2 separate regions of the Homo sapiens genome follow, and region 2 is linked to region 1. Evidence: read pairs that join two places in POLR2A ChIA-PET (ENCODE). Cell type or tissue: MCF 10A. All regions are shown on one strand. Each heading gives the region's core, and the rest is flanking DNA. Links, peaks and the distances in the headings are about the cores only.

What was found. Peaks named below come from ENCODE experiments on the same cell type or tissue, not always from the same donor. Only the 100,000 strongest peaks of a DNase experiment are listed, where the experiment ranks them.
Region 2: POLR2A ChIA-PET joins it to region 1 with 6 read pairs; 3 of 35 experiments call an interaction of 5 or more read pairs at or near these places.

Annotation. Positions count from the first base shown.
Region 1 is chr17:27,496,042-27,500,429 of GRCh38, reverse strand. All of the region lies in intron 1 of KSR1 (kinase suppressor of ras 1), which reads right to left. Among named protein-coding and RNA genes, the nearest start is that of KSR1, 42 kb to the right of the region's middle. RefSeq lists an enhancer at 3,617-3,666. In MCF 10A, for the core only: no CTCF peak of the experiment used is centred there; a DNase peak (open chromatin) is centred at 2,529.
Region 2 is chr17:27,377,867-27,382,254 of GRCh38, reverse strand. No RefSeq gene overlaps it. Among named protein-coding and RNA genes, the nearest start is that of LINC03146, 48 kb to the right of the region's middle. In MCF 10A, for the core only: a CTCF peak has its summit at 1,103 (motif pointing right); DNase peaks (open chromatin) are centred at 1,064 and 1,894.

The DNA.
Region 1 (4,388 bases), core at 233-4,232:
GCATGACAGCAGCTGAAACCTGTCTTTTCATACCATCAAACCTACACTATCCCGTCAGTACTTGCACAGCTACCCCTTAGCAGCTGGGTGGCCTTGGGAACATCACTTCTAACATCAGCTTTCATCATCTTAAAGATCACTAGGGCCACTCTGGACCCTAATGCTCAAGGGAAGGCTTCAAGGGTTTCATTTCTAGGAGGCTTCTGACCAGGTACAAAGCTTTACACCCACTGCATTGCACGGAACCTCCCTTGTCCCACTGACCCCTGCACTCTTTATAAGCTTGCTGGTCATCCATCCTGGCTCAGCTCCCCCAGACCTGGGTCTCCAGTAATGTGCCTTTATCCAAGGTGATGCCATAACGCAGAACGGCAGACGCCGAAGGTGCCTTCTCCCATCTGACACGAGTCCACTCTCAAGATGACAGCAGCACTGGTGCAGATGTGGCAGGTGACTCCACCCTACAATCGCTGCCAGTCCTCCCAGACCAGCCTCAGATAACAGGCACTCAAATGAACCATGTGCTTGCCACAGTCAGTACTTTGCAACAAACTCCCTTTGACACCCTTCCAAACAGAAGGCCTCGTACACCCCCTCTGCTTTGGTGGTGGCTGATGAATTTTAAACTCTGACACACAATAGTTCATTCAGTCCCCGTCTCTCCACAGGATTTTCACTAACACATTATTGAAGGCTTACCTGAGAGCCAGACCCATCTTCACTGTGGGGAGCACATGAAGATGACATCATGAGTGCCTTGCCAATAGCTCTGCCAAGGGCCGGCTGTCTGCCACCTACCAGAACAGGCCTGGCTAGCCTGGCACACCTTGTTCTGAAAATAGGAAGGGGCCATCACTTTGACCCAGACTGGGCTCAACATGTGCTCACAAAGCAACTGCTTTAATAATGCTTTCTGGAAATTTCTTAGAAATGAAGCCCAGCCTTAGCAGACTATAGTTTCTGGAATTCACGTTTTCCTAATTTCCCAAAAGCTGGGATAATTTTTGCCCCCTCTGGTTGTCCGGTGCCTTGATCTCCCTTCTTAGCTACTTCAATTGACTGATAAAACCACCCTGTGATGGTAATAACCAGGTTCCCAAGTGCCCAGGAAAATAAGTCCTAGGGGTGGACTTCATTTAAAGCAGACTGTGGTTTCTGCCTCAGTTCCCTCTTGCTCCTGGTTGGATTACACTTGCTGCCCAGGGGCCCAACAGAAAACAGAGAGGCGCTGCTTCCCTCCACCTCCCTGAGTTAATGGTGTATTGCTTGGCTTCTGCCTCAGGCTGATCGCACCCTTGTTCCTCTTGCTCTGAACAAATCTTCAAGAACCCTTCTGATGCCCTTGGCATATCCTGAAGCTGTTAACCCTCCTGGCCCTGCTCTAAAACCAACAGGCTGGTGCTGCTCTCCCACTCACCCTGGCTTACTTGACTTCTAATTCCATTTTTTCATAGAAGTCCTCAAAACCTAACTCAGATCTGAGGGTTCCTCTGCAGCTGCACTCATTTCTTTCAGTGCCTCATGCCGCCCTTTGCTTCTTCCTCAAAGCATTCCCACATGTTCGTTAAAGTTTCCCTAAGAGTCTCCATCAAAGCCAGTGAGTCTCCACCTGCCCACACAACCGCATCACCTGAGGCGCATTTTAAAAATTCCAATGCCCAGGCCCCACCCCAAGATTCCAGTGGGGCTTTGCTAGGGTGGGATCCAGGCCTCAATAGCTTTAACAGTCTCCAGGAAATTCTAATGGCAGCCAGGGCTGGGACTCACAACCTGGGCCACGATCTCAAACACTAGTGTTATCGGGATCACCCTGGGAGAAACAGCGCACAGAGGCCTAGCTGGGTGCAGCAGGGTGGGTCCTCCATCTTCTATAAGCTTCCCCAAGCAATGCTGACAATGACAAAAGTTTGAGAACCACTGGACTGTCCGGAAAGTGGGAGAATTTGAAAAGGAGATTTTCCCCATTGGGCTTTTTACTTGGAAACTCCTGAGCTGTTTCCCTGTGGTTGAAATTATCTAAATAGAATTGTCACATCAAGTTGTGTGTAAGTAGAGTTGGTTGGTCAAGAGCCTTTTTTTTTTTTTTTTTTTTGAGACTGAGTCTCACTCTATTGCCCAGGCTGGAGTGCAGTGGTGCAATCTCGGCTCACTGCACCCTCCGCCCCTCTGCCTCCCGAGTTCATGCCATTCTCCTGCCTCAGCCTCCCGAGTAGCTGGGACCACAGGCGCCCGCCACCACACTCGGCTAAATTTTGTATTTTCAGTAGAGACGGGGTTTCACCATGTTGGCCAGGCTGGTCTCGAACTCCTGACCTCAAGTGATCCATCTGCCTCAGCCTCCCAAAGTGCTGGAATTACAGGCATAAGCCACCGCTCCCAGCCTCAAGAGGCATTTTTAAGGGTAAAATATTACTGCTACTGAAGGAAAAAACAGTATGCACATGCACACACACTCCTCATTTTTGCAGCAAAACCTGTACAAACCTGCCTGCCCATCCCGGAAAGAAACTGCCACCGTGACGGTCTTGCTGTGCACGCACTGACTCTGCCAGACTTTCCAGTAAGATCTCTTTCTCAGTCACTCCTGGAGCTTCCTCACCAATACTGCTGGCCCTCCTTGCTGCACATGTGTTGCTGCAGCCAAACAGGGTTTCTCAAACATGGGCTGTTCATCAAGTCTGGCATATGCCACCAGTACTATTATTTAATATTTTCTCTTAAATCTACTCACTTTTTAAAAAAGAAACTATCTCATTGCCATAAAGGAGACACTAGTATCTGTGCCATACAGAAGATTTCCATAAAAACAAGCATAACTGAAACAAAACAACATTATTATATATTTGGGGCCCCACTGCCTGCAGAAGGCCGGGATCCTGCGGCCTGTTTCCTCCTGGTCCCACTCCTTGCTTTTTAGAAAGGGAGGTCACATTCAGACTTTCTCCTAGAGGCCATTCAAGGACTGAAAGGGGGCTGTAAGGAGACATCTTCTTCATTATGGGGTTTACAGTAATTAATGCAGCCACATCTGGGCACCATCCTTGTCCCAGGACATTTTCCAGAAAGGACTGCAGTACCGACAAGTGAAAGTCACTGGGACAGCTGGTCCCACGATAAGAGGATGAAGCCCACCCTGGCACTGGTTATTCAATCTTCCCCAGCTTCAGCCTCTGTTTCTCTGTATGGAGTTTAAGGTCCTTCACTCACCATCTGGAAGAATGAAATGGGTTACCGATAACATAAACCGCAAGCCCTTTTTGGGAACGTCTGCTGTCTCATATCGCAAAGAGGTGGAAATGAAAGAGCTGAAGACCAAATATCTGCTCATCTGCTGACTTTAATGAGCAGCTCCGCATTCTCCTGCCCAACAGGGAAGGAGGAAAAGCCCACTTACTGCTGCCCCTAGAAAACACCAGAGCAGGAAGGGTCGGATGCTTTCTGCTTACGCAAAAAGAAAGACAAATGTGAGCTTTTAAAACTGAGTGCAATTGATGAAAGCTGAACCTCAGAGTTCTAACCTGCTGGCCCACACTCTCATCTCAGAGGAGGACACGGCAGGGCTGTGGCTGCTAGCAAATTCACTAGCACACGGCCAGCCCCTCGGTATCCCTCCAAGACAGTTTCCATCTTCACTCGGCCTGAAAAGCTAACAGAAGTAAGAGGCCCTGCGTTTGGCAGGTGGCTGCAAATCCTGAGGGCCACTGCCACTGCCTGGCTTGAATGAAGGCTCAGGGCTTAATCATTAACCTGAGATCCCCCAGGATCCCCTTGCTGGTTACCATGGCACATGCAAATTTCCCACAGTCCCAACCCAATTCCTGCGTTCTCAGATTCTCGCTCTGGGGCACAGGAGGCCCAGCTAGGCAAGAAGACCACATGGGGGCCTCCCTTCTGTTGGAAGGGAGGGGAGAGGTGAGGAAAGAGGACCAGAAAATCTGGCTGAGACATATTTCAAATACTTAAAATCAGGCAGAATCAGCCAGCAAGGTGAACAAAATAGAGAAAGGGGGCGGCAAATTATCTAGGTTTTTCTATTCAACTCATGAGTTTCAGGGTTTCTAATTTTAGGGGAAATTGGAGTTTCTATGGCACTCTTATGCCTTCCTCCCTTGCCCCCATCTTATTAAGTGTAATTAGAGACAAACAAAAGCAGCATCATGGCTCTCTCCAGTCACATCTGGGTGGCTGGAGATGAGGCATCTCCCTTAGGCAAACACAAAAACGCCACCCGGGGCCTCACTCTCTTACTCAAAATAAGACTTGTTTCACACTGCAGTTATTAAAGAAGAAACAGGCCTATCCCAGGAACTTGGCCAAAAGAGATTCATAATGCTGGGCCTGACCACTGGCCCATGAGGTCCCAACAAGCCAGATCTTGCGGCGGCTCA
Region 2 (4,388 bases), core at 277-4,276, 120 kb after region 1:
CAGGAGCTGATGCTGGAATCCCACATCTGCCACTTCCTAGCTGTGTGCCCTTGGGCAAGTTACTTAACCTCTCTGAGTTTCCATTTATTCCTCTGTAAAAGACAGAAAATAAGTCCCACTGTAGAGTCATTGTCAGGACTGAGAAACCGTTTGAGGAGCTCCAGCAGCACAGTGCCTGGCATGCAATTGCTGCGTCTGCTGTCTTCCTTTTACCTCCCCTAAACTCGGATCCCTGGACCGCAGAAGGCTAAAAGATCCAAATCCACTGCTCCCTTGCTTTCCCCAGGATTTGCCATTCAGAAAAGAGATCAACTTGAGGAAGACAGCCTTAGCTTCAAGTTCAGCTGACTGGCAGTTGAGTCTCACCTAAACTGCCTGATTTTTAAAATTTGTCTATTTTTTGAGATAGGATCTTGCTTGGTTGCCCAAGCTGGTGTGCAGCGGTGCAATCTCGGCTAACTGCAGCCTCCAACTCCCAGGCTCCAGCAATCCTCCCATCTCAGCTTCCCGAGTAACTGGAACTACAGGTGCTGGCCACCACGCCTGGCTAATATTTTTATTTTCATTTTTGTAGGACAGGTTCTCCCCATGTTGCCCAGGCTGGTTGAACTACTGGGCTCTAGCAATCCTCCTGCCTGGGCCTCCCAAAGTGCTGGGACCATAGGCGCAGGCCACCACGCCTGGCTCTAAATTGCCTGATTTAGAGCTGGTCTCTGTCCAGGACAGCGGCAGTCCCAGCTTGAGCATGCATGGCGCAGAACCTTTGGCTCATCAGAAGGGGGGACGGGGGAGAGGCTGGCTAGAGGATCACAGGAGAGAATGTGTCTGAGGCCCAGGCCTGATGCAGGGACCTCCTGCCGGCTGGTGAGATACGGCCTCCAAGGCGCTTTGTGGCAACACCAGGGCATGGCCTAGGTGAAGGCCAACAGGCCCTCCCCACAGGGCTGGAACAGGAAGGGAGAGAAGTGGTGACCCAAGAGGCCCCCAAGAGGCTCAACCGGGGCGGGGGAGGGCCAGAAATCACCGAGGGGCGTGGTGAGCAGAGCAGGAGCCGCTGCCGCCACCAGGGGGCGAGGGCCTAGGGAATCCTGCTCGCTGCCCTCACAGCGTCCCCTTGCGGCTGGGCGGCTGCCAGTGCTGCTGGCCACCGCCGAGGGCTAGAAGTCCCCGTTCCCATGACACTCAGAAGATGAAGGGACTGTGCGGGTGCGTGTGTGTGCATGTAAATCGGGGAGAGGAACTGGATTTAATATTTACTCCCAATCCGCAGGTTTGATGTTCCCGGCTCTCCTTAGGGACCCCCACTGGCCTCGAGCTCTTCGCAGGAAGGGTGGTATCTAGCTTGTTCACTGTGGTCCCCCAGGGTTCAGCACGCAGCCTCGAATGCTCAGGAATGAATGGATGAATGGCTGAATAAATGATGAAAGAGGACAGCTTTCAGGGACAGCCTGCCAGGTGTGGGCAGAGAAACGAACCTGAGAAGTCCGCCATCCCCCTGGCTCCCCACGTCAGGGCAAGCAACAGCTTATGATGCTACAGGCTGCTCCGTGCAGGGTGAGGAGCATCCCCGCTCTGCTACCTACAAGCTGGGTGACCTCGGGCTCTTCATTTACCCTCTCTGAGCCTTGTGACACCATCTAAAAACAGAGACCATAAGACTGTCTAGAAGGAGGTTGTTTTTCTGTTTTTTTAATTAAACATGTGAGGCGGGTGAAAGGGCATCATGTGGTCACTGCTCACTACACGGACATTTCCTTGGCCAGGCGGGGTTGGGTGGGCAGAGGGTCCCCTCCCCCAGCACCCTGACCGGCGTCCTCTTTCTGTCGCAGCGCCCTGCCAGCTCTCCAAGCCCGTCGTGCTGTGCTGTCCGCTGCCTGCTGGCCCACGGCCAGACCAAAACCAGAGACGCCGGCTCCGGCCAGCAGCAGCCACTCCCCTCTTCCTCCTTTGCATTCCCCACGCCGCCCCCTGCTCCCAGCCTCTACTCCTTTCTTTCTTTCTTCAGTGGCTTCTCCGCCTCTCTTTGTGTTCCTTCTAGAAATCGTTCCAGCCTGCTGGAGAAAAATAAAACAGAAATCTCCTCCTCATCCACCTTCTGTGATGGCAGTACTCACAGCTCCTCCTCTTGGGCCCCCTGGCCTCTGAGAGCCACCCACACCCACCCTGCGCCCAGGCCCTGCACCCGAAGCTCCCCCGGTGAGGAACATGGGCATTCAACAGAAGAAAAATACCATTGATTTTGGAAGCAGAGCTCAGGGGAGCTGGGCTGCACTCCCAGCTCTGCACAGATCTCAGATGGGAGCTGAATCTCTCTGGGCTTGGGTTTCTTTCCCCGAAAAACATGGACCACTCTAGGCTCCTGTGCTACTCCATTTGACATGACAGCAGCCCCAGCTTAATAAGGCTGGCATCCCAAGAGGACCAGCCTCTCAAACAGTGTCCTGGGCTCAGGCCCCTGATGTACCCTCCTCTTGGAAAAATATCTGATGGAGCATCCCACTGTGAGTACTCCCCTACCTCAGAGTAGGAAAAACCCCTGAGGTCTCATTTATTGACTGCTTACTGGAGGTCAGTCACCGTTCTTTGAGCTTCATGTGAAATATCTCATTTAATCTTCACCACCATTTTTTGAGGTCAATACTATTGTTTCCCCCATTTTACAGATAAGGAAACTGGAACGACCTGTCCAAGATCACATATATATCAGAGGCAGGATTTGAACACAGGTATTTTTAACTTCAAAGCCGAGGCACTTTAATCATCATCCTTTCACAGGAGAGACAATGCACAAAAGGCAATAAATAAAACTTCTTCCTAAATCTGGATGGATTTTATGCAAAGAGAAAAGTCAGAGTAAGTAGTTCTGGGACTTTTGACAAATAAGAGATGGAAGACAGATCCACATAATAAAAAGTATGTGGGGTTGGGGGCGGAGGAGACTGGTGTTGCTTAGTCCTGGGTTGGAATACCCGTTCAATTTGCTAGCTGAGTGGCCACAGGTCAGTGACGTTACCTTTCTATGACTTGGGTTGGGGGATTTCTCTTCCACGAGAACTAAGATCCTACTGAATTGACCATCCCACAGATAGAAAGTGTTGACAAAATACAAAAACAAAACAAAACGAAAAAGCAAAACAAACCCAAAACCAACGCGAGGCACTGAAGAGTGAATAAAAGCAAGTAGGCCCTGGCTGGGAGTCAACACTTGGAAGAAGGGCATGACATATGGTGAGTTATCTGTTTTTCTGGCTTTGATCTTGAAGGTGCGCTGCAGTCAGCAGAGCACACTTGGGGAACCTGCGGTCTTTCTGGCCTAAAGAATCAGAGTACAAAGTTTAGAGCAACCACAGCCACTGGAAAGTGAAGTGGGGAGTGCCATAAAGGAAAGGCTCGGAAAGGGGGTGGCTCCAGATCCCATCTGTAAACTCTGCCCAAATCTCTCACTGCTCCCTGAACCACACATGCATGAAAAATACTTTAGCAGAGGAAAATAACTGAACTGAGGTTTGAGCTGCCACCGAAGAGCAGAGTTTGAAGTTAATTGCCTAATAAAAAGAAAGAAATCAACATGTTTCGGAGGACTAACAGAAACCAGAGCCTCTACAGCGTAACATGAACAATGTCCAGGATAGAATCCTGTTCCTGTATAAATATGTTCTCAAAACACAACAGAACTAAACTAGAAATCAGTAACAGCAAGATAGCTGGAAAATCCCAAAATGTTTGGAGATTAAACAACACACTTCTAAGTAACACACAGGTCAAAGAAGAAGTCTCAGGAGAAATTTTTAAATATTTTTAATATATGAAAATGAGGCTGGGCATGGTGCCTCACGCCTATAATCCCAGCAATTTGGGAGGCTGAGGAAGGTGAAGTGCTTGAGCCCAAGAGTTCGAGACCAGCCTGGGCAACAAAGTGAGACCTATCTCTACGAAAAAAATAGAAAAAATTAGCCAAGTATGGTGGTGAAAGCCTATAGTCCCAGCTACTCGGGAGGCTGAGCTGGGAGGATCACTTGAGCCCGGGAGTTTGAGGTTACTACAGTGAGCCATGATCGTGCCGATGTACTCCAGCCTGTGTGACAGAGCATGACACTGTTTCAAAAAAAAAGAAAATGAAAATGAAAATACAAATCTTCAAAATTTGTTGAATGCCGTGAAAGCAATGCTTAGAGGGAAATTTATATCATTAAATGCATATATTTTAAAAAAGAAAGATCTAAAATTAATAACCTAAGTTTTCCCCTTAAAAAACTAGAGAAAAGGGGCAATTTAATCTCAGAGCAAGCAGAGGAAAAGGAATAATAAAAATTAGAGCAGAAACCAACAAAACTGTAAACAGGAAATAAATAGAGAAAATAAAATCTAAATCTTGTTCTTTTAAAAGA